2 separate regions of the Homo sapiens genome follow, and region 1 is linked to region 2. A link is an interaction called in ENCODE POLR2A ChIA-PET data of the cell type or tissue named here. Cell type or tissue: CD4-positive, alpha-beta T cell. All regions are shown on one strand. Each heading gives the region's core, and the rest is flanking DNA. Links, peaks and the distances in the headings are about the cores only.

Evidence for each region. ChIA-PET counts read pairs that join two places held together with the same protein. Peaks named below come from ENCODE experiments on the same cell type or tissue, not always from the same donor. Only the 100,000 strongest peaks of a DNase experiment are listed, where the experiment ranks them.
Region 1: POLR2A ChIA-PET joins it to region 2 with 5 read pairs; 3 of 35 experiments call an interaction of 5 or more read pairs at or near these places.

The regions. Positions count from the first base shown.
Region 1 is chr2:200,770,806-200,787,015 of GRCh38, forward strand. BZW1-AS1 (BZW1 antisense RNA 1) reads right to left here. Exons shown (of 4, transcript NR_110275.1): 4 at 9,690-9,984. It also overlaps the pseudogene AOX3P-AOX2P, the pseudogene AOX2P and the pseudogene RNU1-133P. Among named protein-coding and RNA genes, the nearest start is that of BZW1, 33 kb to the right of the region's middle. In CD4-positive, alpha-beta T cell, for the core only: no CTCF peak of the experiment used is centred there; no DNase peak of the experiment used is centred there.
Region 2 is chr2:201,126,687-201,142,896 of GRCh38, forward strand. CFLAR (CASP8 and FADD like apoptosis regulator) reads left to right here. Exons shown (of 10, transcript NM_003879.7): 2 at 3,043-3,460; 3 at 6,343-6,448; 4 at 9,286-9,421; 5 at 13,671-13,753. The coding sequence starts at 3,180. It overlaps CFLAR-AS1 (CFLAR antisense RNA 1), which reads right to left. Exons shown (of 7, transcript NR_040030.1): 7 at 13,603-13,759. It also overlaps the pseudogene IMPDH1P10 and the pseudogene RNU7-45P. Among named protein-coding and RNA genes, the nearest start is that of CFLAR, 19 kb to the left of the region's middle. RefSeq lists enhancers at 6,136-6,225, 10,948-11,904, 11,905-12,861, 12,862-13,818. In CD4-positive, alpha-beta T cell, for the core only: no CTCF peak of the experiment used is centred there; DNase peaks (open chromatin) are centred at 2,655, 3,105, 4,135, 4,425 and 1 weaker place; H3K4me3 peaks cover 2,603 bases; H3K27ac peaks cover 4,812 bases.

The DNA of each region.
Region 1 (16,210 bases), core at 6,170-11,169, 350 kb before region 2:
AGGTAATTAAAATGTTGGGAGAGTGTATTTGGAGTAGGCTAAATTGAGATGACAGACCCAAAATGTAAAGGCTCAAACACAGTAAAAGTCCCTTTCTTGTACACATATCAGTCCCGAGCATTGTTTGGTCATTCGAGCACCCAAATTGATGGAGGCTCCACCATCTTCAACATGTGGTGTGCCAAGTTGCCCTGGGTGTCATCATTCCAGTGAGCATGGAGGAGCCGGTGTGGAAGACTCTGAGCCAGATCTGGAAGTGATGCAAGTCATTTCCACACACAGTCCATTAGCAGAACCAGTTTCGGGCTATGTCTAACTGCAACGGAGGTTGGGAAATGTAGAATAGTGGGAAACCGTATGTCCAGCTGCTATGGAAGAAGGAGAGAATGGATTTTGGTGAACAGGCAGTCTCTGTTCCTAGGAGACACAGCAAGAAGAAATTTGGCTACCAAGTAATGCAGAGCTGTGCAAGTTTCCTCCAGCATAAACAAGTGCTTGCAGGCAGATAGGCAGGCAGACCCCAGCCAAGGAGACAGGGTGCAATAGAAGCATTGTCTTCAGTGGTATTCTACCGAGTACTTAGAGCTTTTCTTTGTACTTATTTTTTTAACTGAATTTTTTTAAATTGCTAAATTTTCACTGTCTCAGAATAGAATCATGACTTCATATTCCTTAATTCAAATATCTGATTGCATGTACTTTTGAAATATATCTATTTGTCATGTTTCTGTTGCAAACTGTTCACTTTTCCACTGGGATATTGTGGTGAGCCATATTTTCCCAGAATGCTGCAATGATACCACCAACAGGAACCCCTTTCAAATCAGTCCTAATTTTGTGGTGATACCTCTTAAGGAATCAAAAAGCAAACACTCTTTTTTGCTCAGAACAAATGTGTAAGAAACCTCAAATGCATGAGATCTAATTTGGAGTAGGGTCAAACACAAGAGAGGAACAGCTCAGAGTGTATGGGAGTTGTCAGCCCAAAATAAGTGTCAATCCATCTTCTAGAGTATTAAGTTTTAGGTTTCTGTTAAAGATCAGAAAATTTGTGGTCTAGGTCATTATAAAGTAAATTTAATTGTTTTCTCATTTCATACCCAAAGCCAAGGACTTTGTTGTAGTAGTTTGATGGTGGTCGAATGAACAGATGGAGGGAGAGATCAGACACAGGGGGATTCTGGCATGTCATTGTTACAGACTGGAAAGCACAAATTTTAATGAAAATAGGATGTTTATTCCATTTATTTTAATAGCCATAAAATACAAAAGAAATGGTCGGGTGCAGTGGCTCACGCCGTAATCCCAGCACTTTGGAAGGTCAAGGTGGGCAGATCACGAGGTCAGGAAATCGAGACCATCCTGCCCAACATGGTGAAACCTCGCCTCTACTAAAATACAAAAAATTAGCCAGGCATGGTACTGCGCGCCTGTAGTCCCAGCTACTTGGGAGGCTGAGGCAGGGGAATCACTTGAACCCAGGTTGCAATGAGCTGAGATCGTGCCACTACACTCCAGCCTGGCGACAGAGCAAGACTCCATCTCAAAAAAAAAAAAAAAGAAATATACAAATATACAAAAGATGTAGGAAAAAAATGCTAAAGGCCAGGCACAGTGGCTCATGCCTGTAATCCTAGCACTTTGGGAGGCTGAAGTAGGCAGATGGCTCGAGCTCAGGAGTTCAAGACCATCCTGGTCAACATGGTGAAACTCTATCTCTACAAAGAAGACAAAAATCAGCCAGGCTTGGTGGTGAGTGCCTGGAGTCCCAGTTACTCAAGAGACTGAGGTGGAAAGATTGCTTGAGCCCAGATGTTGAAGTTGCAGTGAGCCAAGATGGTGCCACTGCACTCCAGCCTGGTTGACAGAGTGAGACCCTGTCTCAAAAAAACAAACCAAAAGAAAAGAGAGAGAGAGAGAGAAGTTAAGAACCTGAATATTCTAAGAAAGAGGTTCTGAGAGTAGAAATTCAGCTGAACCCATATTTTCACAGGAAGTGAGCCAAGAAGGGGAAAAAATAACCTCCAGTAACTGATACTGTTATCAAGGGCAGGAGTTGTGTTACCGATTTTTCAGGATCACGCACTCCATAGCACTTGCTGACCTAATCAGTGAACATTTGTTCACACAAATGGTAACCACCAGAACCACTGGGCTCTTCTCTAATGTGGATTCCATTCTTTACTACTTCAAGAATGCTTGTCAGATCCTTCTGAAACGCCTTGAGCCCATCATTAAGAAACATCCGGAAGGTAAATGGGAAGACTGGGTAAGTGTTCCACTCCCTTTGAAATGAGAAAACAATGTAAACCAGTACTCAGACAGCACCACAGCATGCACAGCCATCACACACAGAGACAGTTCCTCTAAGTGTCACAGTGATGGAGCATGCCCCCTGTTTCTTCCCCAGTTGAATGGATTTCTGCAAATAGGCAGGATCTCTAAAGGTTGAGAAGGCTACTCCAGGATGTATACCAGGTGTGTATGGAGAAAGCACACAGGAAACAGCAATCACTAGAAGGAGAAATAGAAGTGTATGAAGAATACACTCTGCTCAAGTAAGAAATAAGAGGAAAAGAATGAGCCTTCCTAAGCCACACACACACACATACACACACACACATGCAAGCACGATGTTTTGGGTAGGTTAGGAGGAAAACTAAAAGGCCTATTTGCTCTTGAATATGGCTCAAAGGAGATGACTAAGTTAATCCAACTTTACAATATCCTGTGACTTTTTTCATTGGAGCAATTATTTCACATTTACACACACGCTTACTGTAAAGTTCTAACATTTAGAAATGAAGTCCAAATACCTTGTGCACTGAGTCCCTATCTCATGGATGTGCAGCAGGATTCTATTTTATGTTTGTTCAATCCAGACTTCTAAACTCAATCAGAAGGAAATTGTTAGTGTGCCAATTAAGGAAAAATAATATGATGACGAGTTCTATTATTGGTAGCAAAGCACCAGCAACAATTATGAGATGTCAATTTTAGATTGGACATTTCTGTTTTCACCTAGCAGATGGTATATTTGTTTCGCTTTAACTAAATATGCCCATTCTGCAGATAGAAGCTGCATTTGAACAAAGAATCAGTCTCTCAGCCACTGGATACTTCAGGTAAACATCACAATAATATCTTGACGTAGCTAAGAAAATAAGAGGTAACTCAATCACTGTTGATGGCTGTTGTAATACTTTGGTTCTTGTCGTCTTAGTTTAAAAGAATTTAAACAAGAGACACAGCAAAGCAAAACAACAACAACAACAAAAAGAGACACACAGCAAAAGATGTGCAGCATAGAGTAATTTATTGCAAAAAAAAAAAAAGAATATTTTGAAAATGAGGTGCAGAGTAGACAGTACACCCTGAGAGAGAATTCAGGGCAGGCTGTCCGTAAGGATGAGACAGCAAAAACTGGTATTGCGGACGCTCCCTTTATGGGGATCTTACATGATTATTCATATTGGTGGGAAGAGGTGTTACTAGTAAGCACGTTCTGGATGGTCTTCTGGGTGCACATGTGCAGCTGTACATGCGTGTTCATACATCACATGTCTCATTAGTATCTTAAATCTCCACCCAGAGGTGTGTTTTTTACTATTAAAATAATTTGATTTTACCTGAGGACAGGTAAAATCAAAGTGTGCATGCCCTCTACAGGGGAAATTCCCTACTGAAGATAACTTTGTTTGAATGAGTGCGATTACAATGGAAATGCTGAAGCTTTCGTGTTGATTGTGCCGTCACCACAGTGCTGGTGCTGCGTCCAGAGAACGTGGTCACTTTCTTGACTATCTATGCTGCCTCAACTCTGGGCCGCAGGTCCCTCATTTGTAAAATACATTTTTATTGTATGATTGCTGAGGTCCCTTCTAGGCCCAAAATTCTATGATTTCACATAGGCCTTTCAGTTATGTCCAAAAAAAAAATTAAACAATAAAACACCCTTATTGGGGAAAAAAATTAGATGCTTGACTTACAACAGCTAATCCTTATAATCATTATTTACTATTTATTTAATCATTACTTACAATATCTAATCATTATTTACTATTCTTTATCATGAATAGTAAAAATATATTATCATTAGAAATGACTTGCATCTCAATTTTACAAATCTCCCTCCTTTTACCATAAAACCTGTCTATTTTGAAGCTCCGTACTAGACAAGGGAGAATGGGTGGATGATAATCACCAGTCATTGTCAAATTCAAAAAGCATGTGACATTAGTTTTACAGTCTAATGAAACAAACCACCAAACAATAGATACACACACACACACACACACAGAGAACAGTAAAGCAAATCCTCATGAAGAATGAGGAAATAAGGAGGTAACAGCCCAGCCTAGAGCCTTGTACCTAATGAGTTCTAAATTCCTAAGTTCAGTTACCTAAGAAGAGAGCAAACCAGCCCTCTATCTGAATATATCTTCTATTATAAATTAATGCATTGAATTACCAGTCCTTTTTTACCAACCCTGAATTACCATCAGCTCCCTGTGAGTTTGGTTAGCACTATCCATGGGGTCCCTTTGGGAAGAGTGGTCCCAGGGGGACTACTGATAAAATTCAACTGAGGTTCTCAGTGGGCAGGCAGGCTAAAGCTCAAATCCTTTGTGGTCAAGATACAGGCACACTGTGAGGTCCGGTCCCAAACAATCTATTGGCTTCTCCCTCTTTTTGACATCCTAACTGTGGCACAAGGAATGTCCTCTTTAAATGAGTTTAAAAGGCAATTGAAATGAACATAAATCAAATGAAATGCTGTACTTACCTGGCAGGGGAGATACTGTGATTCTGAAGGTGGTTTTCCTAGAGTGAGGCTTATCTTACCTATTTTACTCCAGAAATGCTGACCCCTGTGATTTCCCCAAATGTAGGAAACTCAACTGCATAATTTATGATAATGGGAGACTGTATTTGTGCCCTCCCTGGCAAAAAAAGAAAACGAAACACTACCATAAAACCTTGGTAACTTTTAAAATAAATCAACATTCTATCTCCCCAGCTCAAGCTAAAAGGCTTTATTTCTTCCGTCAGGGGCTACAAGGCCTTCATGGACTGGGAGAAGGGGGTGGGGGACCCATTTCCTTACTATGTCTGCAGAGCTGCCTGTTCTGAGGTTGAAATTGACTGCCTGACAGGTGCTCACAAGGTAAGTCAAGTCTAACTTTCCTCTTGGCAAATCAAAACAACAAAAGTGTGTTGTATAGTAAATAGCCCAATTCCATTATGTAATTCTCTTATAACAAGAACAAGATTCTTTCAATTCCATGGGAGGGTCCAGAGATCTAGCCTTATCCTGAATTTCCACTTAAAAAGACAATATAGTAGTCAAAAATGAATTGCTGATGACAGTCTAAAATGTATTAAATTTCTTATTTCATTTAGACAACAAAATCACTTTCCAAGATTTCTCCCCCAAAAAAGCTTCTATTTATAAAGAAAAAACACATTTTCTAATCTGAAGGAATAACTAACTTAGTAAATAGTCTTGAGCAAACATTTTGAAAGCACATAGCAATGTGCTGTTTCTCCAAAGTCAATTATCCAAAAAGTATTACTGGAACAGATTTTGGGGGAAGAGAGGTATTAAAATAATTGTTACATTTTCTATTTAATTGAACAGCCAAGAAACCACACATTGGAGACAGGGAATCATACTTAACCCAAAATTAACAACTTGCATTATAAAGGATGCAATTTTACCCAAGGGCCTTGGAATAAATCCCTAAAGATATGAAACTTATGAGGATCTTCCAGAATTTATGATGCTAGAAAAGTCAAAATGTGGTCTTTTCTGTGCCTTTCAGTTTACATTTACAGTTTAAGGTTCAATAATTTCAGTATCACTTTGATCCCTTAAAATAGTTTATTTCTTAAAGAGGCAAAACTTCTTTTAACTAAAGAGAAATCAGAGAAATTCAGTGACAGGCCTGTTGCAGCTGGCCATTTGTGGTTGGTGAACTAAATCATCCATCAACTCAGTGTTAGTGCACAGCCATCTCTTTCCACTGTCCAGCACTTATAGTGCAAAACACACCAGGTTTCAAGGTAGAAGTAAACTGAAGGCCCACTCTGAGGTGTGTCCAATCTCCCTCCCTATCCAGGTTGAGGATAGATGAAGGCTGGTCCCAATGCCCAGAGTAGGTTGTCCAAGAGGCCAAGGTTTGAGTCAAAAGAGAATTGCCAAGTCCAAAAGGCTAGATAGAAAGTAGGAGCCCAGGTATTGAGCCCAAACAGAGAATGATGATCTTGTCAGAGCAAGCACTGGGAAATGGGGGGCAGAAGGGAAGCCCTGAGACACTCCGGAGATAGGCCACAGGCACTTAGGGGCTTTTAGTGGCTCCTTAATAACCTGCAGGCCCATGCCCAGTGCCAAAACAAGGGCCAGATTCATGTGATGCTTCTCAGAGAAGGAAGTAGATTAGCAAATCAAAGGTGGTCTCAACATTTGCCATGAATACCTTCCAAGATCTTGCAAATCCACAAACTCATACATGCCAGTATGGCTCTAGGATTTTCACAGTAAAATGGCAATAGTACCACCTGCCACAGATTATCATGAGGACTACATGAGCTCATAAATTATATTCCAACAACAAATTCAGGTTGAGAATCAGATGAACAACCAGGCACAACAATTATTTACCAAGTGACTCACTCAGACACACTAGCATGTCATGGACTTTGGAGTCACTTAAGAGGAGTCAAAACCATGAATGTACAAGATCTTCCAGGGTCATGGACAGTCCTGGCACTAAATTTGAAGAGTTCAGCAGGCATCTTAACAGCTCTAATGTTGACAGGGTTCAATGCAGTGTTAATTAGCCAGCAGGAGTTCTGGAAAAACTGGAGATCATTTGAGTATACCTGAAAATGATACTTTTAATTCAAATTTTTATGGTGAGGTAATTTTTATTTTGGGCAGAAAATCAGAACGGACATCATCATGGATGCATGTTGCAGCCTAAATCCAGCCATTGATATTGGGCAGGTAGGTGCTGGCCCATCTGGGCAGATGCCCCTTCCTGGGAGTCATTTCAGGGTAGGTAAAGGCCTTCTAAAAATGACACAATGTCACAAAGCTTGAAATTGTCCCCCTCCAGATTGAAGGTTTGTTTATTCAGGGAATGGGGCTTTATACCACTGAAGAACTGAAATATTCCCCAGAAGGTGTCCTGTACTCTCGGAGCCCAGATGAGTACAAAATTCCAACCATCACTGATGTCCCAGAGGAGTTCAATGTCTCCTTGCTGCCATCATCACAAACCCCACTAACCATCTATTCGTCTAAGGTAAGCATCCAAACCTACCACTGCACGGTGTCATGGATCGGGTAGCACAGGACAGATGAAAGCAGGTGGACAAAATAGTAAATCAATGTTAACTGTTATCAGGAACAAATCATTATAGACTGCTAGAATTTGGAGATGACTCACCCATGGCAATCGTGAGCCAAGAATTTTAATAATTTCCTCTTTCACTGAAAACTCTAAAACTCGCCAAAAAGCTTTGACTTCTTAATAGAATAACACTTTTACTTAAGACCCTGAAGACTATAATATTAAACAGGATTGGAGGCGCAATGCGACTGAAATCCTAGCAGTGGCAGCATGGACAGAACCCTGGACTGAGGTCGCAGAAGACCTGCGTTCCTGCCACAGCCCTATCCCCTCCCCATGGTCTTAGGCAAATCACTCACCTCTGAGGGGCTCAGGGTCCTCACCATACCCAGAAATGCATCTAGAACAGTGGTTCTCAACTGGGAGTGGGGGAAGTGGGGGAAGTGATTTTGTACAAGGCAGCCCCCGACCCCATTACAAAGAATTATCTGGCACAAAATGTTACTAGCATCAGAAAGCAAAGACATCAACCCTTAATAATTGCTAAAGTAATGAAACTGCAAATTAAAATAAAGATCATTATTTGTTTGCCTTGCTCTATGCAGATTACGTGAAAACCACCCTCAGAGTAAGAACTTCATCTAGGGTTGAGATGTATTGTTAAAGTTTCTTGACTCCTCTTAAGATATTAAAATATTTCCTGGCCATGGTGGTGCACATCTATAGCTCCAGCTACTCAGGAGGCTGAAGCAGGGGATTGCTTGAGCCCAGGAATTCAAGACCAGCCTGGGTAATCAATAAATAAGATCTTTTGGGAGACTTCTTGCTAGTACCCATCCTCCAAAAAAAAAAAAAAAGTATCCAACTCCATCTGTAGAAATTTCATCATGTCCAAACTGGATCCCACTGTCAGCCCAGGAACACCAGGAACTTCCTCTAGACCTATAGTGATGAGGTCAGGGCAAACCTGAAAGGAAGGACAATCAATGGGGCCTTTGGATTCTCATCGAACTGGAAATCACTCTAAGGGGAAAAGGCAAAAGGGAGCTAAGAGCCCACAGAGAGCAGCTTTTAAGCCACCAAGAGTAACACAGGGCAGAAAGGACTCTTGAGTCCTTGTAGTTGCAGACAGCCACTCACAAGCAGACACTCAGGAAAATCATGGGTTTGCAGGTCCCACATGGAGGGTACTATGTAGAAACAACAGAGAGCTACCAGGCACCGGGAGCTGTGCTAGGTGCTTTTGCGTTTCCTGATCCTTGCAACACCCAATAAAGTTGGCATCACTGCCCACACTTCACTGACAAAGGAACAGAGGAGATTATCTCACTTACCCAGAGAAACATGGGGAGTAAGGGCCAGGATTCAGACTCAGTCTCACTAACTTAAGGGTCACAAATTGGTGGTCTACTGGCTAAATCTAGCCTGAAGATGTACTTTTCTTTGGCCTACACAGTGTTTTTACAAGTCAGGGAATTTTACTTTAAAATACAGATATCTAAATTCTCTTGAGAAAATGGATGATCTGGTAATTTTGGCTGCATTCTTGGAAAGGCAACAACTAACTACAACCAAAGAACAGCTGCCCTTATAGACAGGACATGGGGGTGCTCTTCCTCACCTTACTTTCCACTGCTCCTTATTGTCCTTCATCTGCCTGCATCACTCATTGACAATACCTGCCTGTTCCTTGCAGATGATGGGTTTACAACCTTTCATCTGGTATCAAAGTCTGTACTCTTTCTTCTAGAGTACCCTGCCTATCCTGACCCTGAAGTTAAAAAAGGCATTTTTCTCTCTGCTGATAAAACTGGCTAGTTCAATCCATTGAATGTGTTTTACTAAATAGGGTACTTTCCCATTACCACGCAAAGACACTCATACACACACACATACACACATACATACCTTTCCTAGGGAACAAAATTTAACCCAGACGGGATTCAAGATCTGGGAAATTCAGATTATGCTGGGACTTTTTTTCTTTGTCTTTGCTTTTTTTTTTTTTGAGATGTAATCTTGCTCTGTCACCCAACTGGAGTGCAATGGCATTATCTTGGCTCACTGCAACCTCCAACTCCCGGGTTCAAGCAATTCTTCTGCCTCAGTCTCCCAAATAGCTAGGACTACAGACGCGCACCACCACGCCCAGCTAATTTTTGTATTTTTAGTAGAGACGGGGTTTCACCATGTTGGGCAGGATGGTCTTGATCTCTTGACCTCATGATCCATCCGCCTCGGCCTCCCAAAGTGCTAGGATTACAGGCGTGAGCCACCAAGCCCAGCCTATGCTGGGATTTTTAAGACTACTCAAGCTTCTGATTCAGTCAGTAAGTCAGCCAACAAACATTTATTGAGAAGATTTTGTGTACAAAACACTGTGCAGGGGTTGGGGACACAATGGTGAACGAGACCTGGCCCCTACCCTCTAGAAACTTGTAGTGTAGTATGGAAGTTTCTTACACCAATGTGCCTTCTTACAGGGCCTCGGGGAGTCTGGGATGTTCCTGGGGTCATCTGTGTTCTTTGCCATTGCTGACGCTGTGGCCGCAGTGCGAAGAGAAAGAGACATAGCTGAGGACTTCACGGTGAAGAGCCCAGCAACGCCAGAATGGGTTCGAATGGCCTGTGCAGATCGATTCACAGAAATGGTAGGAAATTGTTTATTTTCCTAAAAGGTGATTTGTCTATTTCCTGCTTCTTAGACCTCTTGGGTAAATGTATAACCTAAGCTGTGTCTAGCTAATCAAATTATGAAATGAAAAAAGCAAATCACACAAATACACCTTGTATACATGTAGTAATTTTAACTTTTAAAAAAGTATTTCCCAAGTGTTAATTTGATCATCTTAGCAACCCTGAAGTATGATAATTTATTAATATCATGCTGCAGCCAGGCACGGTGGCTCACACAAGTAATCCCAGTACTTTGGGAGGCCAAGGTGGGCGGATCACGAGGTCGGGAGATCGAGACCACCTGGCTAACTCGGTGAAACCCCGTCTCTACTAAAAATACAAAATATTAGCCAGGCATGGTGGCACGCACCTGTAGTCCCAGCTACTCAGGAGGCTGAGGCAGGAGAATCGCTTGAACCCAGGAGGCAGAGATTGCAGTGAGCCAAGATCACGCCACTGCACTCCAGCCTGGCGAAGAGTGAGACTCCGTCTCAAAAAAATAAAAAATAAAAATAAAAAGTATATATATTAAAAATGCTGCAAAAACTAATAGCTAAATGGAAAGGAACTGACTGATTTCTCCAAACAGTGGTTAAGTATTCCCTCCCTCTATCCTACCAACTCCATCCTGCCCTTCAACAAAAACAAACACACACATACAGAAATCCATGTGTCATATAGCCATATTTGATAATGTCACTTTCTGTGTTCCCTATACAGAGAGTATACACAGACTGCCTGTCATTTAGAAGTAGGGTGATCCCATTGCAAGCTACTGCCTTTCTCCTTCATTCTGTTTCATACCAATGCCTCCAAGCCCGGGAGAGGGAGGCCTAGGGAGTTATCCATGGGGATACACACATGGCAAATCCCACCTGCTGAAGGTTACAGATAAGCAACTTCCCAGAGGTCATCGAGCCTCGCCTTTGCCAATTTCCTAAGCATCCTAATTTAAGTAATACCAGGTAGCATTACGTGACTGAGCACCAAACTAAACATTTTACACGTATTAGTCATTACAGCAACTCTATCAGGTAACTGCTGGTATTTTCTTCATTTTACTATTGAGGAAATAGGTGCAATAACTTTCCCAAGATCACACACCTAGCATTTGGGGGCCAAGATTCAAACCCAGGCTGCCTGGCTTCACTATAATATATGGTCTCTCAGAGAGAAAAGAGTTGATTCTCCACTTCTTAAAAGGCAATTTCTATTTTCAAATCTATATTAAAAGAAGCCCAAATACTTAACTGACCTCTTCAAAATAACCAACCATAGAGTGAAAAGATCTTATAGAAATATTGCTTAAAAGGAAGTGTCATAATTATTAATTTCCTTCCCCTACATAACCTATTCCTATTTCCATCTTCAAATCTAACTCAACAATATTTCTTATACTCCAATAATACCAGTCACCCTGTAATTTCCCTCCAAGTCTTCTCCCAGTCTATGGATCTGACCCTCATCTGATTCCATTGTCTACAGCAATGATTACAATCACCTGCCTCTGGACAGATGCCCTCCTCAGATGGGCAGGGCCGGGAAACCAGCACCCTCCACCCACTCCAGGAACTCCTCTGTGCGGATCTTGGCCTAGAGGTCAGTCATCTGTCCGTTCCTGACTCTGCTGGTGACGTGATCACTGTAGAATGGTGTCATCTCATACCCCAAAAGCATAAGCACTTCTGACCTTTAAAAAATGTTCTTATTCACATTTTGCAATAATAAATACCCTCTTCTGGAATGGGGCAGATTAAGAAAACTAAAAAACACAAAAAACAAAAATATACTTCTAATCTTCCTTTCTTGCCTGAGGTTAATGTTTTCAGTCTTCCAATGGTCTGGCTCCTAGAAAATGAATTCCTTCATGTCTAAGATTTCAGGCTGTTTTGAATAGTCCAGTTGTCTGGCAAAGTAGCTCTGTCACATACAATGGTAAGAAGTGAAACACTTTGATTTCATTTACCATTTGGGACTTAGCTTCTTAGCTACCTGGTCCATATGATGAAACCATATTTTCTCTCAAGTCTGATGGTTCCTTGATAAGACTAACATATCTTTGCAGATATAAATCATCTACTAATTTGTGCCCATCAATCAAATGCTCAATGTTAGAATAACCTAGCATTTTCTAAAATACTCGTAGATAAATGGTTTATAAATATCACTTCATGTTATAACCTATGTTTGCTATTTTAGACCTCCTTTTAATAACATACATTGCATTTCGTCTTTGTAAAAGTAACATATGTCCGTTACTGAAAAATTAGAAAATGCTGAAAAGAATAAGGTGAAGTTAAAATCAGCCATAATCCCACCAACCAGAACTAACTATAACCATGTTTTGGAGTGTGAGCGTGCATGTGTGTGTGTGTGTGTGTACATTTTTAACCATCCTTTAATTTATATGTTTATATGTACAATATATCTTATTTGTAAACTCATTTAATAAAATCAGGATATCCCTGACGTAAGTCTTGAAAAGATTTGAACAGTATAATTGGGAATGACTCTGCTGAGCCTCAGTCACAGAAAAATCTGGATTGGGAATTTCATGGGAAAAGTATCCCATGAAGCATCACTCAAAAAATAGTTGCTTAAACACAAAAAGAGAATACCTGGCCAAACTCATTTATCCTACAACTCTTAATCTTTGTCTATAGCTACTGGAATAAATTTGAGGGGTGAGGGCAGGACAGAATGTTTAACTTTTCAATAATAAGCCCCCATATGGAGAATGATCATTTATGCTTTTTTTTTTTCTTTTGGAGACAGGGTCTTGCTCTGTTGCCCAGGCTGGAGTGCAGTGTTGCAATCTCAGCTCACTGCACCCTCTACCTCCCAGGTTCAAGTGATTCTCCTGCCTCAGCCTCCTAAGTAGCTAGGATTACAGGGGTGTACCACCATGCCCAGCTAATTTTGGTATTTTTAGTAGAGATGGGGTTTCACCATGTTGGCCAGGCTGGCCTGGAACTCCTGTCCTCATGATTCGCCCACCTCAGCCTTCCACAGTGCTGGGATTACAGGCATGAGCCACCGTGACTGGCCATAATCATTTATCCTTCATACTGATAATTACCTACAATATTCCTAACCATTGCACTGACCTCACATGTATTTGAAACAATGAAAAGAAAGCCCTCTCCAAATACATGAGAAGACTTCAGTTAGTTTGTTCGAGCCTCCAGACCCTGTCTCCTCAACTGTTCACCAACAGAGAGAAGGGGCTGGTTAGAAGCCAGCCTTGATTGGGACCTCCCAAGGAGTGCAGAGAGGAGGAAGTCCTGGGTCTTAGTTTAACAGAGGCCAAGAAACACACAAAATTTAGATTCTTCTACTATTACCTGTTGCAGGAAATGGCAATACTCATCTATCTATACAGAAACATAAACAAGAAACCCAGGAGCCATCCTGGCATTTCTCTCCCTCATACTCAGTAGCTAGTCCTTCACCATGTCCTGTTCATTTTCACCCCCAACAATTTCTTGACCCAGTCCATTTTCTCCATCCTTAACCACTATATTATTCATTCATCCCACAAACAGATGTTGAGCATCTAATGTGTGCCAGGCATTGTTCTACAGAACAATTCTGGGGCTACAGTAGTGAATGAAACAGAGACCCCCTACCTTGGTGGAGTTTAGTTTCTGGTGACCCTGAAGCTACCTACCATCTCTCCACCCTGGATCAAAGCTGCCTCCTGGCTGATCTCTCTACACCCCCTGCAGCCAGAAGCTTGTGGTGTGGCAAAGCAGACCATGCCACACCAGCACACACATTGGCAAAAAGCTTCCCTTTGCTCATAGGAGACAGAAAACTTCTTAACTTGCCTTCTTGAGCCTACAAACCTTCAGAGTCCAGCATGGCCAACCCCACCCACCTCTCCAGCCACCCATGACCCCACCCAGCCACACTTGTCTTCTTCTGTCATTCCTCATGTTAAGGACAGAGACGCTCACTCCTGCTTTAGGGCCTCTGCCATGCTCTTCCTTCTCCTTGGAACCATCTTCTTCTGTTCAACTTGTTAACTCCTACTCAGCTTTAATCAAATTCAACAAATTCATTTGATCCCTTCCTTTCTGCATAGTTTGAGGTCCCAGGAATATAAGGTCCCTGCTCTCAAGGCATTTATAGTCTAGCAGGGAAGGAAGACAGTGACTGTGAATTATAAGTGCTTGGCTGACCCTGGGGTATACTACTACATCCCACAGAATAAAACCTTTCTGACTTAGTCTCGCTCTTTTCTTGAAGTCAGAGGGGTCATAGATGGGATCCCACTTTGGTTACTCGTCATGCAATTGTTCATTTATCTAACATATTTATTGAGTACCTTCCATGTGCCAGGCACTGCTGGGGAACTAAAAAAATAGTGGTGAGCAAGGCAATCTCTGCCGGCATAGAGCTTACATTCTGTGGGGGAAGCCAGACAGTAAGCAAGTAAACAAACGCACAATATAATTGCAAGCAGTATTGAATACTGTGAAGGAAAATTGAAGAGAAGGGAGCTAGAATGTGATGGAGAGATTATTTGATTATAGTTTCTTGGGGAAGTTCCCTCTGAGAGTGTTCACATTTGAGCCAAAGCCTGAATGAAGCAAGGGACCAAGTATAAAGCTGGCAATGATACAGTCCAGGCCAAGAACAGCTCATGCAAAGGCCCTGCAGCTTCAGAAGAATCAAAGCCACTTGGGACTAAGCAGCCCTCAAAAGTGGCCCTTTTGTGTCTGATTTGCCCCTCTGGTAGAAAAGTGTCTGATTTGCCTCTCTGGTAGAAAAATCTTACAATTGTTGTTCTCCATGGCTGAGAGATAAAATAGAATTTGTGGCCACACCATTTATTTTCACATCAGCGAGTGAAACCTGGATAGTCCTTCTTCCAATCAGCAACTTTCCTAGTCTTTATCATATGCTTTATCACACTTCAGGTCTACTTCTTTAGATCTTTAGTGACTATAATTAATTCATCCCCTTAGAAGCCACAGCAGGCCTCCTGAAGTTCTTATAGCCTGGCTGCTCACACAGACCAATTTCTAAAGCATCTTAGAACAAATCTGACCCCATATCAGAATTTACTCTTTTTTTTTTTGAGACAGAGTCTCTGTTTCCCAGGCTGGAGTGCAGTGGTGCAGTTTTGGCTCACTGCAGCCTCCGCCTCCAGGATTCAAGCGATTCTCCTGCGTCAGCCTCCTGAGTAGCTGGGATTACAGGTGCACGCCACCACGCCCGGCTAATCTTTGTATTTTCAGTAGAGACAGGGTTTCACCATGTTGGTTATGTCTCAAACTCTTGACTTCGTGATCCACCTGCCTCAGCTTCCCAAAGTGCTGAGATTACAGGCATGAACCACCGTGCCAGCCAGAATTTACATTTTTAATACATTTGATCAAATTACAACATGGTTTTTAATTGAAATATATAATGATTCACACTGGTACACAATGCTGTACTATGCAAATGTGTATATAGAAAGAGAGAAAGAATAAGAAACATATATATTAACAGTCTTTGCATTGGGCCTTTGAATGCCCTTGTCAAAACACAATTTGTTCTAATGAATAAGAAGGTCAGGGAGTCAGAGTGTCTGTATACTAGAGCATGAGTATTGAAAAGTTCAAGACCTCCTCTTTTAATAACCTCCTTATAGCCATAAGGTAAATAACAGCCCGACTAGATCTATTTCTTAAATAGAAATGATGGTAAAACACTCAGTACTTTTCCCTCGGAATTAAATAAAATAATGCATGTAAAAATACTGTGTAAATATGAGTCACTCTGTAAATATTAGTGTTAAGGTCATCACCAAAAACCCATAAACTGTTAATGACCTTCTTCAAAATATGCCTCTCCCAAAAGGCTTGAAAAGTGTTTCCACATTAAATCAAGTTGACCTGCTGAGGCCAGAATAAACAACAACTCTTCTAACTAGCAGCTTCATTTTCATGGGTAAATTAGCTTCAAAAAAGGCAGGCATTGGTAAGAAGCCTAAGGCATGTTTGTTACCAAAAAAATCATACTGTATGAATGAGCATTTACTATGTCAAAAGGTTTTTTTTTTTTTTTTAACATGTTTGGGTTTGTTTAACCTTAATCACAGCCTAATGCTGGCTGCCATTTTTGCATGGCTGTTTCTCAGGTGGTTAATTTCTGGTGAGGACAGTGTTGCTGGTTTCTACTCT
Region 2 (16,210 bases), core at 1,310-6,309:
TGCAGCAGCCCCAGGAGTCTTTGTTAGAATCCCACCCCAGAGCTCCTTCCTCCAGTCCTCTCAGCAGTTTTGTTAGTTCCAGTATTAAGTGTAATTTCTACAAAAAATGCCTGGAATATTTCTGTTTCCAGAACCGGATGCTCCTGTTAGCTAGTGTGTGAAAGATAACTCTGACTTGCCTAAGCTTTGTTGATGTTTTGAATAATAATTGGCGATAGTCTCTTGACTTCTGCAAGAGAAATGAAACAGAAATTGGTCTCAAGTTTTAGTTGCTCTTGTGAAGGTCAGGGACAGTTTGTACCAGGGTGTGGGTGTGGAAAAGAAGGGGAGATATAGTCATTAAATTAGAATATGCCTGTGAGGGGAGTTAAGGGGAATTCCTTTAAAATTCTAGAAAACACACACAGGTGCCAATTTTGTCTGGCTAGGGAAAAGTAAACTGCTGAAAACACTTGGGGGGAGAAATGAAGCTAATGGTATCTTGATCAGTCAGGAGGATTGGGTATTTGAAAGCAGGGAAGAAAAATAATTGGACTTGGATATTCCTTTGCCCCTTCATCTGAGTAAGGTGAAAGCAAGTGACTCTTCAGAAGAGGCGAATGGGACACTGAGTCCAGCAGCTCAGGCAGGGTGGAGTTGGTAACTGATGGGCACAAGTCTTTTACTGGGCTCTAAAGAACTCATTCATCTGGGTGTGGTGGCTTACACCTGTAATCTCAGCATTTCGGAAGGCTGAGGTAGGAGAATCACTTGAGCCCAGGAGTTTGAGACCAGCCTGAGAAACACAGTGGGACCCTTTCCCTACAAAAAACTGAAGACCTTATGAGCTTCCCTAGTCTAAGAGTAATTTTTATGTTAATTTCTTGGCTTGGGCTTAAACCCCAACAAAGTGGTGATTATTCGGACCCCAGCCCTACCTCTCCCTAGTATGCTCTCCTTTCTCAAGTACTCACCACCTCTAGCCACAGTGAACTGCCTCCAGCATACACACACGCTGCTATTTTGTTGCATCTGAGTGGGCTGGCTCCACACGGGATCTGTAGTTTCCTTTTGATATTTTCTTTCAATGTGCCAGATGCTACCACTGAGTAATCTAGATTTTGCTGCCAAACTCTACCCCCGTTAGCACAGAGGGAAGACAGTATGCCAGTGCTCTTGCTGAGTGTGCGTGACTGGCAGAAAGCAGTCATGGGTGTGATGGTTGGAAGAAACAAACTGAGCAGATAATGTTTTTTAAAATGATTATCTCATTTTGTTAACTCTTGGTGGCATTGTTATATTGTTGATACTTATGAATTACAAAAGTTAGATGACTGTAAAAAAATAGAGAATTAAGCATTTCATTTCTAGTAGTTCTGTTTGGTTCTTTTTCAAATATGTCAGTGAATTTGTATAATATCTCATTTCTTAGTCTTGTGTTTAATGATTTTATTTTTGTGTTTTTATAATTCCTTCTACTGCATATATTTTATACTTTAATTTATAATAACAACTGTTGACAAAATTGTGACTATTCATTAATACAGTAGAAAAGAACTTGGCCTCCTTTTCATGGAAGCTGATGATGAGATTAAAGCACTGTTGGCCTGCGAGTGGAGTATAGATTTGGGCTGTCCAGAACACATAAAATTTGTATTTATCTTTCTGATAAAAAAAAGTAAAATAGTCTGAGTGCCAATTTTTCCACTTTCATTGAGCACATTTAATTTTAGTAAATTTAACTTAGCAAATTTAATTTCTCCAGTTATTTACAAATAATCATATTTAAGTGAAGTTGGGATGAATGGGCAAGCCCATTTCAAATTTCTAACCTAATTTTTCCTCTTGTTTTCATATAAAATTTTTCTATTTATGTGTTTTTATTTTAAGATAGCTCAAATCTTTTGTGGACTGATACTGTATGTATATAAATAAATGGATTCAGTGCTTCTTTCACTAAATACAGCTAGATAAATATATAAATATACTTGAACACAAATACAAAGCAACCATTGGCAATTTAGAGTTGGGTTGTGTTTCCACTTATTTTTTGTTAATAAATTTGATTTTAACCTGAAATATTGTCTTGTAGGAACAGATAAAGAACACAAGAGGTGATTTAACATAAGTTTTAGCTGTGAAACTTAGAGTAGATAGGTTAGCAACTTAAATTTTGAAAGAAAATAGGATGAGTTTCAATGGAAGAAATTAAGAACACACCCATTGCATGAGCTCCTTACCCCTCCTACCCAGCCCCCTCCCAGGAGTGAGATCTTTCCCCAGATCCTCTGTAACTTCCAGATGTTCCACTGAGAACATCAGAAGCACTAATGGCAATTGCTGCCATGTAGCAGTGCATTGAGAGTCAGGGCCTCTGGCACCTCCATGGGGCTCAGGGTCTGAAGACGTGATCCAAACCTGACAACTTGGTGGCAGGTTCTGTGAGCATTCATGATGTTGTGAAAAGGGCTTGGGGTCTAGGAGGATGGCAGCAGAGGTTTCTGCCCTCAGGTGTGAGTGAGGGGCTTTTGAAGTAGGAGAGCAACTAGAAAAAAGGAGTGGCACAGGGACAGAAACTTCTTTTCTCCATTGTTTGTTCAAGGCCACGTGGGTGGAGTCATTGAGGTGGAGGTTTAACTCTGTGACATAAGTTTCCCTGATTTAGTCAGGCTGTCTGTCGTTGGGCTTTTCCCACTTCCTTCTACTACGTACTTCTTCCCTATTCCTCCTACTGAGGCCATTAAACCCTTAGTTGTAATTTTCCCTGAACATGCTTTACATTCTGATGAATTCTGAAAAAGAATGTGGGGTTTCCTTGCAGATGAGTTCATCTGTTGTTTCATTTCCTTTACAATGTAGGTTTTCTTCTCTGTCTTTTTGGATTAGTCTGTTTTTGGTTCTGTCTACCAAGGATCCCTTTCTTTAGACTTCTATAGATCCCTTTCTATAGAACTTAATCTACTTAAGTCAGGGAGACCACCCAGAAGGAAAGAGCCCATACTTTCAATCTTAGGCATAAGTTAGCTTGATAAGATTTTCAGAAAAATTCCCTTTTAACCACAGAACTCCCCCACTGGAAAGGATTCTGAAAGAAATGAAGTCAGCCCTCAGAAATGAAGTTGACTGCCTGCTGGCTTTCTGTTGACTGGCCCGGAGCTGTACTGCAAGACCCTTGTGAGCTTCCCTAGTCTAAGAGTAGGATGTCTGCTGAAGTCATCCATCAGGTTGAAGAAGCACTTGATACAGATGAGAAGGAGATGCTGCTCTTTTTGTGCCGGGATGTTGCTATAGATGTGGTTCCACCTAATGTCAGGGACCTTCTGGATATTTTACGGGAAAGAGGTAAGCTGTCTGTCGGGGACTTGGCTGAACTGCTCTACAGAGTGAGGCGATTTGACCTGCTCAAACGTATCTTGAAGATGGACAGAAAAGCTGTGGAGACCCACCTGCTCAGGAACCCTCACCTTGTTTCGGACTATAGGTAATTCATCAACTCTTCCTGAGGCTGGGTGGGTGGGAGGGAGTGAAGTGTCTCAGACTCTACTGAATGGCAGAAACGAGGATAATAAGAAGTGCAGCCACTTTACTGTCTCTGCCCACTTATCCAACTGCCAGATGATGTCACTTCATTCCTGTGAGCCCTTTAAATTCTTGAAACTTGTTTTCTTGCTTTCTTTTTCTTTCTTTCTTTTTTTTTTTTTTTTTTTTTTTTTTGAGACAGAGTCTCACCCTGTTGCCCAGGCTGGAGTGCAGTGGCGTGATCTTGGCTCACTGCAACCTCCGCCTTCTGGGTTCAAGCGATTCTCCTGCCTCAGCCTCCCAAGTACTTGGGACTACAGGCGTGCGCCACCATGCCTGGCTAATTTTTTTTTGTATTTTTAGTGGAGACGGGGTTTCACCATGTTGGCCAGGCTGGTCTTGAACTCCTGACCTCAAGTGATCCACCTGCCTTGGCTTCCCAAAATGCTGGGATAACAGGCATGAGCCATTGCCTCCAGCTGAAACATGCTTTCTCAAAGGAATTGGGATCATATGCAGGTAGAAGGGCAGCTGGTATGTGTTTGCCTGAAGGATAGAATGACAAGACGTGAAGAAAGATAGGAATGACTAAGAGCTAGTCATTCTTGCCAGCCTCTGACAGTGTGAGATCTGCAGCAGTGTTTACTAGTTCATTTTCTGTGAAGTCAGTCCTTGATAATTTGTGGTACAAAGAAAGGAAATAACAAGTCTGACAGTAATCTTCCTACCTTTGTAGAGACTCCATCATCCCTTCTGAATCCCTGTTGGCCCTACCCTGCTGAGGAAGTTTATCAGGGTGGGCTCCCTTCCTGCACTTCCTGCGCTTGGAGACATTGGAGAGCCCACATTGAAAATCTCTTCAGTTAACCACATTTAAGTCCCTTCAGTCCAAAGAGGAAATGGCCACTGGAGTCTGCTTTAGTTCCCACAAGCTTTGGGTTGCTCCTTCCTCCTGTTCACATGTTAATGTCTTTAGAGGTTCAGAGGGGCATGGAAGCTACTGAGAGACTGACTTCCTGGGGAAAGGAAGATAACTTGTAACCTTAAGTTGGTGTTTTCTTTTTTTTTTTGAGACAAAGTCTCGCTCTGCAGCCCAGGCTGGAGTGCAGTGGTGCGATCTTGGCTCACTGTAACCTCTGCTTCTGGGTTCAAGTGATTCTCCTGCCTTAGCCTCCTGAGTAGCTGGGATTACAGGCACGCACCACTATGTCTGGCTAATTATTGTATTTTTACTAGAAACAGGGTTTTGCCATGTTGGCCAGGCTGGTCTTGAACTCTTAGCCTCAAGTGATCTGCCCTCCTTGGCCTCTTAAAGTGCTGGGATTATAGGTGTGAGCCACCATGCCCAGCCGGTGTTTTTTCTCTCGACCACCAGCCTTTTATTATGTTGATAATGTGTATTTGGAGATGATAATTATTATCAAGAACTATACTAAAGAGAGCTGAAAGCAGTGTGGGCTTTGGAAAGTATATGAGATTTGAACTTGGAAAGCCTGTTTTTTTGGTTTTTGTTTTTTTGTTTGTTTGTTTGTTTTTGAGACAGGGTCTTGCTCTGTCATCCAGGCTGGAGTGCAGTGGCATGATCATAGCTCATTGTAGCTGGAAGACCTGTTTCAAGCCTCAGATCTACCAATTATGGGCCAGGCAGGCTGGGCCAATCACTAACCTTGTTGGGCCTCTGTTTTCCTACTTGTAAAGCGAAAAATAATAATACCTGACTTTACAAGGTTGTTGTGAGCATCAGTTGTAATAATTTACTATGTGAAGTACTTTTTAAACTGTGAAGCACTCTACAGATAGAAGGGATTATTATCATTGTTATTATTATTATTTTTTTAATCTTCCACCTATTCAGCCATCAGTTTTAATGTCAGTAATCTTCAGACTTTCCGGGAGGCACCAACTGAGTTTCAGTGAATAGGGCAATCTCTCCATTTCCCATTTCCTTGCTATGATGAGTGGAGATTCTTCAGGCCCTCTGGGAAGGGTTGCGGGGGCAGTTGAAGAGGAGTGCTAGATTTATTTATTCATCTGGTGAGTGGGCTTCATTGTGTATTGGTGCTAAGTGTTTTGGTAAGCTCTAGGACAAAATGAAAAGTCTGCCATCCTCAAGAATCTGAGAGCCTAACTGGGAAAATGGCCTTGATGACAATGTCATGGTAACAATACTAACCACAGGGTGTCCTTAGGAGCCCCAGAAAAGTGTGGTTGTTGGTTCTCAAAGTCTATTTCCTAGGGGGGGAAAAATATATATATATATATATATATATAGTGTTAGCTCCAGCCACCAGTGAGTCAGGAGAGGCTTTCTAGGCAAAGACATCTAAGTTCAGAATCCTTGTGATCCAGATGCCTGTACCCTTTGAGTTCAGAGGTGGGCCAGGGTATCTCAGGTATTTCTTTCCTTTAGCATCTTGCAATTCAAAATATGGTCCTTGAATCAACATCACCTGAGAGCTTGTTAAACAGAGAAGGCTACTTCAAATTCTATTTCTGTCTTTTATGTTAGTCATTTGGGTTCTTAAGTCATTTCACTGTAACCTCTGGGGGAGCTAGGGGATTCTTTAAGGAAGTTTCCATTCTCTGAGTTGTTTTCAGAAACTGTTAGTTGGCAAAGGATGTACCATCTCCTATTAAACGGGCAAGGACAAGTTCCCTTTTCTGAGGTCCCTTAAGATCTCTTCCTGGGGTGATCTAGGCTTGCTGTTTTATGAGGGAGGGACATATTTACACAGGGGCAAGAACTAGTCTTTTAATCCATTGTTGCATAGGGGAGGCGTGGGCACTTGGAGTTGTCTTAGGACTGATGTCTGAATTAACTAAATGAACTTGTCTGGTTTGCAGAGTGCTGATGGCAGAGATTGGTGAGGATTTGGATAAATCTGATGTGTCCTCATTAATTTTCCTCATGAAGGATTACATGGGCCGAGGCAAGATAAGCAAGGAGAAGGTGAGTTTTCTTCTTTTGGTTCATGGCCCCAGGAGCCTATCAGAAGTGGGAGCTACTCTTGTTGATACAGAGAGAGGGAAGCAGGCAGTCTGCCGCCACTATAGTGGGAGTCAGACATCTCAGGTGGCTTTTAAACAACATGAATGGGAAGAGAATTGGTTTATGAATTGAAGAAATAGGATTATAACATCTTCTGGTGTGGTCTTGGATGTTTCTTTCATCCTTGGATTTTATCCTTGTTTCTGTAAAATTCATAGGTCTGGCTCATATGTGTTTCCCTCCCTGGTTTGATGGGGTTGTGGGGAAGACATCCCATCTGCTTGTGCTGGGGGAAAACAGGAAGGAGGTGCTAGTCCACTATAGTATCACTCTCCTACTGCCATCTATTTCTCCTCAGCTGACTCAAGGTCATTGTGGGGTCTAGGCTGCATGTAGGAGTGGGGTGGGGGGAGGTTCTTGTGACTGGTGTATCTGGGAAATGGTAAAAGTAGAGATTTAGAGTTGAAAACCAGGAGGCCGGGCGCAGTGGCTCATGCCTGTAATCCCAGCACTTTGGGGGGCCAAGGTGGGTGGATCACGAGGTCAGGAGATCGAGACCAACCTGGCTAACACGGTGAAACCCTATCTCTACTAAAAATACAAAAAAAGTAGCCGGGTGTGGTGGCGGGCGCCTGTAGTCCCAGTTACTCGGGAGGCTGAGGCAAGAGAATGGTGTGAAGCTGGGAGGCAGAGCTTGCGGTGAGCTGAGATGGCGCCACTGCACTCCAGCCTGGGTGACAGCAAGACTCCATCTCAAAAAAAAAAAAAAAAAAAAAAAATGAAGAAAAGAAGACCAGGTAGTGGTGAAGATCTCGGGGATGTCATGATTGCTAGAAAAATATTTAAAATCCATGGCCAGGCACGGTGGCTCACGCCTGTAATCCTAGCACTTTGGGAGACTGAGGTGGGCAGATCACCTGAGGTCAAGAGTTTGAGACCAACCTGGCCAACCTGGTGAAACTCCGTCTCTACTAAAAATACAAAAAATTAGCCGGGCGTGGTGGTAGGCACCTATAATCCCAGCTACAGGAGGTGAAGGCAGGAGAATCACTTGAACCCAGGAGGCGGAGGTTGCAGTGAGTCGAGATTGCACCATTGCACTCCAGCCTGGGCGACGGAGCAAGACTCTGTCTCAAAAAAAAAAATTTTTTTTAACTCCAGTTGGCCTAGCACAATGGCTCATGGGCACAGTGGCTCATGCTTGTAATCCCAGCACTTTGGGAGGCTGAGCCGGGCAGATCACTTGAGGTCAGGAGTTCAAGACCAGCCTGGCCAACATGGCAAAACCCCATCTCTACTAAAAGTACAAAAATTAGCTGGGCGTAGTGGTGGGCGCCTGTAATCCCAGCTACTTGGGAGGCTGAGGCAGGAGAATTGCTAGAACCCAGGAGGCAGAGGTTGCAGTAAGCCAAGATTGTGCTATTGCACTCCAGCCTGGGCTATAGAGCCAGACTCCATCTCAAAAATTAAAATAAAATAAAATAAAATAAAATAAAATAAAATAAAATAAAAAAATATAAAATAAAATAACATTCTAGTTGGCCCTACATGGTACTGTTGACCTAAGGATAGGCCAGGAAATGTTTGAGAACCTATTGTTTCTAAAATATGACAATAGGTCCTCAAAATAGGCAGGCCAGTGCCTGCCTGTAACGATTCAGATAAGTCATTGCTTGAGAATTTCCTCATGTTCCTAATGATTATAGTTTTGTTTCTTAAGTCCCATCAAATGCAAAATGGGAAGGAAAATGAAACTAGAACTCCCTTTTTGGTTTCTCCTAGTAATTGTCTCTCCCAGCCATTTATATATATCTAAATTATGATTATTATTTTCAAAAATAAAGATAGCACTTCAGTAACTAAATGTTAAATGCAAAGGAAATAGATCCCAAAGCAATGCCTGTTTCTGAAATATCGTTCGTTCATAATCACTGTGGCCCAAGGTAAACGAATAGCAGAATACTCAAACCTTGTTGTAATTTCACTTTTTTATAATCCCCTGAGTCAGAACGTCAGAATGAGTTGGAAGGCCCAATATTGATTCAAATATTTTGGAAACTTTAAAACTATAACATGTGATTTTTCTCATAAAGTCTTTCCCCAGCTACCTTTCTTCTCCTTTTTCAGAGAAGCCCTTAGAGTTTTTCACTATGACACCAGCCTGGCCTTTTGGAAAATAATAAACTTAGGAGGATTGTCTTTTCAGCCCTGCTCTTTCACGGTCCTTCTCAATGACACAACATGGCACACGTGTCTCTCTGCAACCAAGGAGCAGATTGATGACCAAAAGACTTACCACCACCTCTGTTCTGAGTAAAAATCAGGAGTCTAAGTTGCTCATGACAGAGATGTCTGGTTTAAGATCACTGAAGGTCACTGAAAGGGCTCATCTTGTCACATTTTCTTACTGCTATAAATCACATGGACTGAGGTTTGCATTTGGGGCTTATTAGTCAGCTCTATTTTTTTTTTTTGAGACAGGGTCTCGCTCTGCTGCCCAGGCTGGAGTGCCGTGGTGCAATCACTGCTCACTGCCTTGACCTCTGAGTTCAAGTGATCCTCCACCTCTGCCTCCTGAGTAGCTGGGACCACAGGTGTGTGCCAACACACTCAGCTTATTTTTTTTATTTTTTGTAGAGATGGGGGTCTCACTATTTTGCTCAGGCTGGTCTCAAACTCTTGGGCTCAAGCAGTCTTCCTGCCTCAGCCTCCCAAAGTGCTGGGATTACAGGTATGAACTTCTGCACCTGGCCTAGCTAGCTCTATTGACATTTGTTTTTTGTTGGTGGTTCTCTTAGAGTTTCTTGGACCTTGTGGTTGAGTTGGAGAAACTAAATCTGGTTGCCCCAGATCAACTGGATTTATTAGAAAAATGCCTAAAGAACATCCACAGAATAGACCTGAAGACAAAAATCCAGAAGTACAAGCAGTCTGGTAAGAATTTTGGCCTCTCAGTGGTCTAGGGGAAGTACTCTGTGCATGGGGGTGGGCATCATGACTGATAAATATTCATTTGTTGGATAGGTGGATGGAATGGAACCTGGATGACCAAAGCCTCCTTTAGCTTGTGGCTAGAAATCGCGTCCCTTTATATTCTTCATATCCCAGATCTGCCAACTCCATTGCCCTGTATATTCATGATCTCTGCAAAATGCTGCCAAGCAGTTCTTAACATTTCAGTCTTCAAGAAAGAATCTGGGATCTGCACAGGCTGGCAGAGCTATGGACATTCAGGGGTTTTGCATGTATGCTGAACCCTACTGCCTTGCTCTGGTATTTGGCCTCACAACCACTGTCCAACTTCGGGTGATGTCACTTGGGTCTCATACCTTCCTTGCATGTGTCCCAAGTTTCACAAAACCTCCTTATGGAAAAGAGCACATTCGATTTCTTCCTTGATAAAAGGGACCAGATTCACATTGGCCTTCTGCTTTACTTGCATTCCTCATTGTCTTTTAGACTCAGCCTCAGCTTGGGCTTTGTTAGCAAGTTCACTGCCACCATAGCATCACAGCCTAAAGGGCATGGCTGAGACTCATTGATCTATAGAGCACTCTTTTACCCCAACATACTCTAAATGACTGATCAAAGATCAAAAACAGAAGAGCATTTATACTCCATTCTTGTTTTTTGAGACCTGCTTGATTTATTCCGATTATTTAACACACAGGGACGCAACAGTGATCCCAAAGTGTGTAAAGTTAAAGCCTTCAACTGCAGCTGAGGAGAGGGCAGGAATGGGGACGGTGGTGAGTCAGGAATGACAGGCAGGCAGCCATGACCAGGGCAGCCTCCTCCCCAGGGCCAGGGACTGGGGAGTGGCCTAAGGAGCAGGACCTAAGGGTAGCCCAGAGCTGGGGAAGGGGGCAGAGACCTCCCCTTGGCCTAGGTCTGGAGCTCAGAAGTGCCACATGCCTGAGGGGGCAGCGGCCTGGGAAGGGCCAGAGGCAGGGTCAGGAGAGCACCATTTCCTGGGGGGCTGGGGACAGGGAGGTGCCCTATAGGAGAAGCCAGGAGGGGCCGTCTGCCCCTGAGGTGGGGGCTGGGCTGGAGCAGGCTGCAGCAAGAAAGACCTGAGGCAGGCACAGGGCCTGAGAGCCCAGCTGCCTGGGTTCAGGGGGGCTCCCAGGGCAGCCTGGCCCAGGGAGCAGTCCTGACTCTGCAGGGGATGCCCAGCAAGGGGGGCTGCAGACCCCTCAGAGCCTCCCCTCCTCTCTCCCTGGAAAGGAGCTGGGGAACCCATAGTGCAAATCTGTGGACCACTCAGTTATGGAGGGAGGCTGTGCCTGAAGGTGGACACTGGGGTGCACTCCCTCCACCATCTCGCCCTGCACCGCTGTCCTCAGTACAGCCACTTCTCGTAAGAGTGCAGGCCATGGATGCCACCGTCGATCTGGGCTGACATGGTCTGCTTCTCAAACTTGAGCTCCCCTGAGTACATCATGGACCGAAGGACAGACAGGCTGTGGGCCCCGATATCCTGGCAGCCATGCTGGATGCCCACTATGAGGTAGGGCACGAACTTCTGAATGGACCCTTTGTCCTGGATGGAGCCCAAGACATCCTGCGTGATCTTCGCCTTATCCCCGTCGTTGAAGTATTGTTTCTGGCTGCTGCTGCTCTTCTCCATGGCATCCAGTGAGCCCATGCCCTGGTACTTCTTGAGCTGCATTCCGTCTGAGAAGAAGCACTCGCCGGGGGCCTCCATGGTGGCGGCCAGCAGGGAGCCCATCATCACTGTGGAGGCTCCTAGGGCCAGGGCCTTGACCACATGCCCCATGGTCTGGATGCCACCATCGGCTATGATGGGCACACCAAAGTTCTGGGTATGCTTGGCCACCTTGTACACAGCAGTGCCCTGGGGCTGACTGCAGGCTATCACTTCCTGGTTGATGTAGATGGAGCCGCGCAGTCCATGCCCCTGCCCAGCCCATCCACACCAGCGTCAATCAGGTTGTTGGCCTGGGCTGCTGTCACCACGTTCCCCCCAATCACCTGGAGGTGGGGTTACTTTTGTTTGATGTAATGCACCATGGCGATCTGATACACCGAGTTCCCTTGGGACGAGTCCAAGCCTATGACATTGACGCCTACCTGGGTGAGCAGGTCCAGGTGGTATTTGTCATCCTCATGGGTACCCACAGCTGCCCCGCCCAGCAGCTGCTCATGGGAATCCTTGGAGGCCACAGGGTAGTCTCGGTTCTTCAGCGCGGTGCAGGTGATAATGGCCACCAGCTCATCGCGATCATTGACGATAGGCAGCTTCCTTTCTTACTAAGCTGCAGGATCTCATTTGCCTCTTTCAACCTCACACTGCTGGAGCCACCACTAGCTTGATCCTTGGCATCATCACCTCACTGAGGAGGGTGGTGTGGTCCTTCTCAGCAAGAAAGTCGATGTCTCGGGAGGTGACGATGCCCACCAGCTTGCTGCCCATGGTACCCGTCTCAGTGATGGGGATGCCAGAGAAGCCATGACGCATCTTGGCCTCCAACACATCACCCACAGTGTGCAAGGGGCTCAGCACCACGGGGTGTGTGATAAAGCCCGGTTCAAACTTCTTGACCTTCTGCACCTCACTGGCCTGGAACTCTGGGGTGCAGTTGTGGTGAATGAAACCAGTACCTCCCATCAGAGCCATCACGATGGCCAGGTCGGCCTCTGTCACAGTGTCCATGGGGGAGGAGATCAGCGGCGTCTTCAGAGTGACCATTGGGTCAGGGCTGAGGTCAGGTCCACCTCATCAGCTATGAAGTCTATGAATCCTGGGAGAATCAAGAAGTCGTTGTAGGTGAGTCCCTGGTCACTGGCGAAGAGCTGCTGCACGGTGTGGGGAAAAGAAAGAGAGATCAGATTGTTACTGTGTCTGTGTAGAAAGAAGTAGACATAGGAGACTCCATTTTGTTCTGTACTAAGAAAAATTCTTCTGCCTCGAGATGCTGTTAATCTGTAACCTTACCCCCAACCCTGTGCTCCCTGAAACATGTGCTATGTCAACTCAGGGTTAAGTGGATTAAGGGCTGTGCAAGATGTGCTTTGTTAAACAGATGCTTGAAGGCAGCGTGCTCGTTAAGAGTCATCACCACTCCCTAATCTCAAGTACCCAGGGACACAAACACTGCGGAAGGCCGCAGGGACCTCTGCCTAGGAAAGCCAGGTATTGTCCAAGGTTTCTCCCCATGTGATAGTCTGAAATATGGCCTCATGGGAAGGGAAAGACCTGACCGTCCCCCAGCCCGACACCCATAAAGGGTCTGTGCTGAGGAGGATTAGTAAAAGAGGAAGGAACGCCTGTTTGCAGTTGAGAGAAGAGGAAGGCATCTGTCTCCTGCCAGTCCCTGGGCAATGGAATGTCTCGGTGTAAAACCTGATTGTATGTTCCATCTGCTGAGATAGGGGAAAACCGCCTTAGGGCTGGAGGTGGGACATGCGGGCAGCACTACTGCTCTTTAAGTCATTGAGATGTTTATGTGTATGCATATCTGAAGCACAGCACTTAATTCTTTACCTTGTTCTTGATGCAGAGACCTTTGTTCACGTGTTTATCTGCTGACCTTCTCTCCACTATTATTCTATGACCCTGCCACACCCCCCTCTCCGAGAAACACCTAAAAATGATCAATAAATACTAAGGGAACTAAGAGGCCGGCGGGATCCTCCGTATGCTGAACGCCGGTCCCCTGGGCCCCCTTTTTTCTTTCTCTATACTTTGCGTCTGTGTCTTTCTTTTCCAAGTCTCTCGTTCCACCTAACGAGAAAAACCCACAGGTGTGGAGGGGCAACCCACCCCTTCAGCGCAGTGAACCCGTCCTCGACCACGTAGCCGGTGCTGCTGCTGATAGGTAGTCCCTCATGCTGCCGCGAGACCCCGCGACCCGACATAAACGCTGCAGCTGCTGCGACGCGGAGGCGCGCCGCTGCCACGCTGCAGCCAGGCGCCGGGTGGGCTGGGTGGGCTGGGGGCGGGGGCTGCGGCAGCGGCGGGGCGGGCCAGGGCGCCCTATACTCCATTCTTCATGATGTTTGGTCGAAGAGTCATCTGAAATTTTGAATTCAGTAAGGTGGCTAGAAAGTTTAGGGTATTTTGAAAGATGGTGATTGACCTTGGACTGAACCACTATTGAAGATTTATTTGATAATAATTTGTAAGTTTTAACTCAGTACCTCCCTTCTGCTTTTATAGTTCAAGGAGCAGGGACAAGTTACAGGAATGTTCTCCAAGCAGCAATCCAAAAGAGTCTCAAGGATCCTTCAAATAACTTCAGGGTGAGTCTGGAGAAAACATATGGAATCCCAGCATGAAACCGTTTCAGAGTTCTAATAAAAATATGCATATTCTCACAGCATGTACTTTATTTAATATCTGAAAAAATTGTGATAGAAATGTGTATTTGTTTTAAAAACGTGTAACTTCTTATATTTCAAAGCTAATACATGTTCATTGAGATATTTGGAGACTATAGAGAAAGATAAAAGAAAATAAATCACCTATATTCCACTATCCAAAGACAACCACTGTTAGTATTTTGGTATATTTCCTTCTAGACTCTTTTTTATGTGGGTTTGCATCTGTATCTGTATGTATGTATATATATATATATATACATACATACATACATACAGTTGGACAATTGGACATTTTTTTCACTGTTCATTTATTCACTTGAAATTGTAACTTAAAAAAAGAAAATGTAACTTTAAAAATAAAAATAGATGCACCATGCCTATGGAAAAAAATTTAAATGTACTACAAGAGGTTTTAAAAGTATTTTTTTGCCCGGGTGCGGTGGCTCATGCGTGTAATCCCAGCACTTTGGGAGGCCGAGCCGGAAGGATCACCTGAGGTCAGGAGTTCGAGACTGGCCTGGCCAACATGGTGAAACTCCATCTCTACTAAAAAATACAAAAATTAGCCAGGTATGGTGGCAGGTGCCTATAATCCCAGCTACTTGGGAGGCTGAGGCAGGAGAATCATATGAACCCAGGAAGTGGAGGTTGCAGTAGCCAAATCGCGCCATTGTACTCCAGCCTGGGTGACAAGAGCAAAACTCTGTCTCAAAAAAAATGTTTTCTTCCTACCCCTATAATACTGACCTCCAATTATTTTTCCTAAAGGCAGCTGTTGTGAACTAGTTCATTCTGTAACTATCCAGAGATAGTCTACACATATATTTCATTTTTGCTTTTTTCTCTTCTACAGATGATAACACCCTATGCCCATTGTCCTGATCTGAAAATTCTTGGAAATTGTTCCATGTGATTAACATGGAACTGCCTCTACTTAATCATTCTGAATGATTAAATCGTTTCATTTTCTAAATGTGTTATAATGTGTTTAGCCCTTTCTTGTTGCTGTATGTTTAGATGCTTTCCAATCTTTTGTTACTACTAATAATGCTATAAAATAAATATCCTTGTACTTCTTTGTGCATTTGTTTTTTTACTGAGCTAATTTTAATGATTTCAGCAAAAGTTATTTTGTTATTGAGTGATGAAACAAAAGATTTTTGAGGGTGTTCATGAGCATAAGTGTATCATATAGTCACTTATGGTTGTTGTGTTCCTAGTACTTAGTACAAGGTATCGGAATTGTTCTTTAGTTAATCTTTTATCTTGAGAAGTTAAATCTTGGTGTAATCTTATCCTCATGTTCATATAAAGATATGTGGAGTTTGTAGTGAGGACTTAGAGCCGGGTACAATTTCATGGTTAAATTAGAAATGCTTTTGGCAGTGTTAACAGCTCTTTTAGAATTTGTCTAGCAGGCTTTTCAGTTTTTGCCAGAAAGCCCTAAAAAAAAAGAAGGAAAAAAATGCTTTTGGCTGAGTGTGGTGGCTCACGCCTGTAATCCCAGCACTTTGGGAGGCCGAGGCAAGCGGATCGCTTGAGCCCAGGAGTTCGAGACAAACCTGGTCAATATGTCAAAACCCCATTTCTACAAAAAATACAAAAATTAGCTGGGCATGATGGTGTGCCTTTAGTCTCAGCTACTTGGGAGGCTGAGGTGGGAGAAATTGCTTGAGCCTGGGAGGTTGAGGCTGCAGTGAGGTGTGAGTGTGCCACTGCACTCCAGCCCTGGTGACAGAGTGAGACCTTGTCTCTAAAAGAAAAAAAAATATTATATATATATATATAAATGCTTTCCTTAAAATATGTAATGAAAACCCACTCTTGTAATATAAATGGTTTCTTGGAGAATATGTCTGTAAGAGACACTACTGAGCAATGCAATTTCAGAGCTAAAATGGATTTACGGATTATATTATCCAACTCCCTTAATGAACAAAATAAGGAAACTTAGCCCTAAAGAACATTAACTGATTGTCTACTTCTAACTACTAGCAGAGCTGGGCCCAGCCCATACTCCTTTCACTGCACTGTGATGTATATAATAAACTATATACTTGTCATACCATATCTTAGAGCATACTTTTTGTTTTTTTGAGACAGAGTTTCGTTCTTGTTGCCCAGGCTGGAGTGCAATGGCGCGATCTTGGCTCACCGCAACCTCCGCCTCCCGGGTTCAAGCGATTCTCCCACCTCAGCCTCCCAAGTAGCTGGGATTACAGGAATGTGCCACCACGCCCGGGTAATTTTATATTTTTAGTAGAGATGGGGTTTCTCCATGTTGGTCAGGCTGGTCTTGAACTCCCGACCTCAGGTGATCTGCCCGCCTCAGCCTCGCAAAGTGCTGAGATTACAGACATGAGCCACTGCACTTGG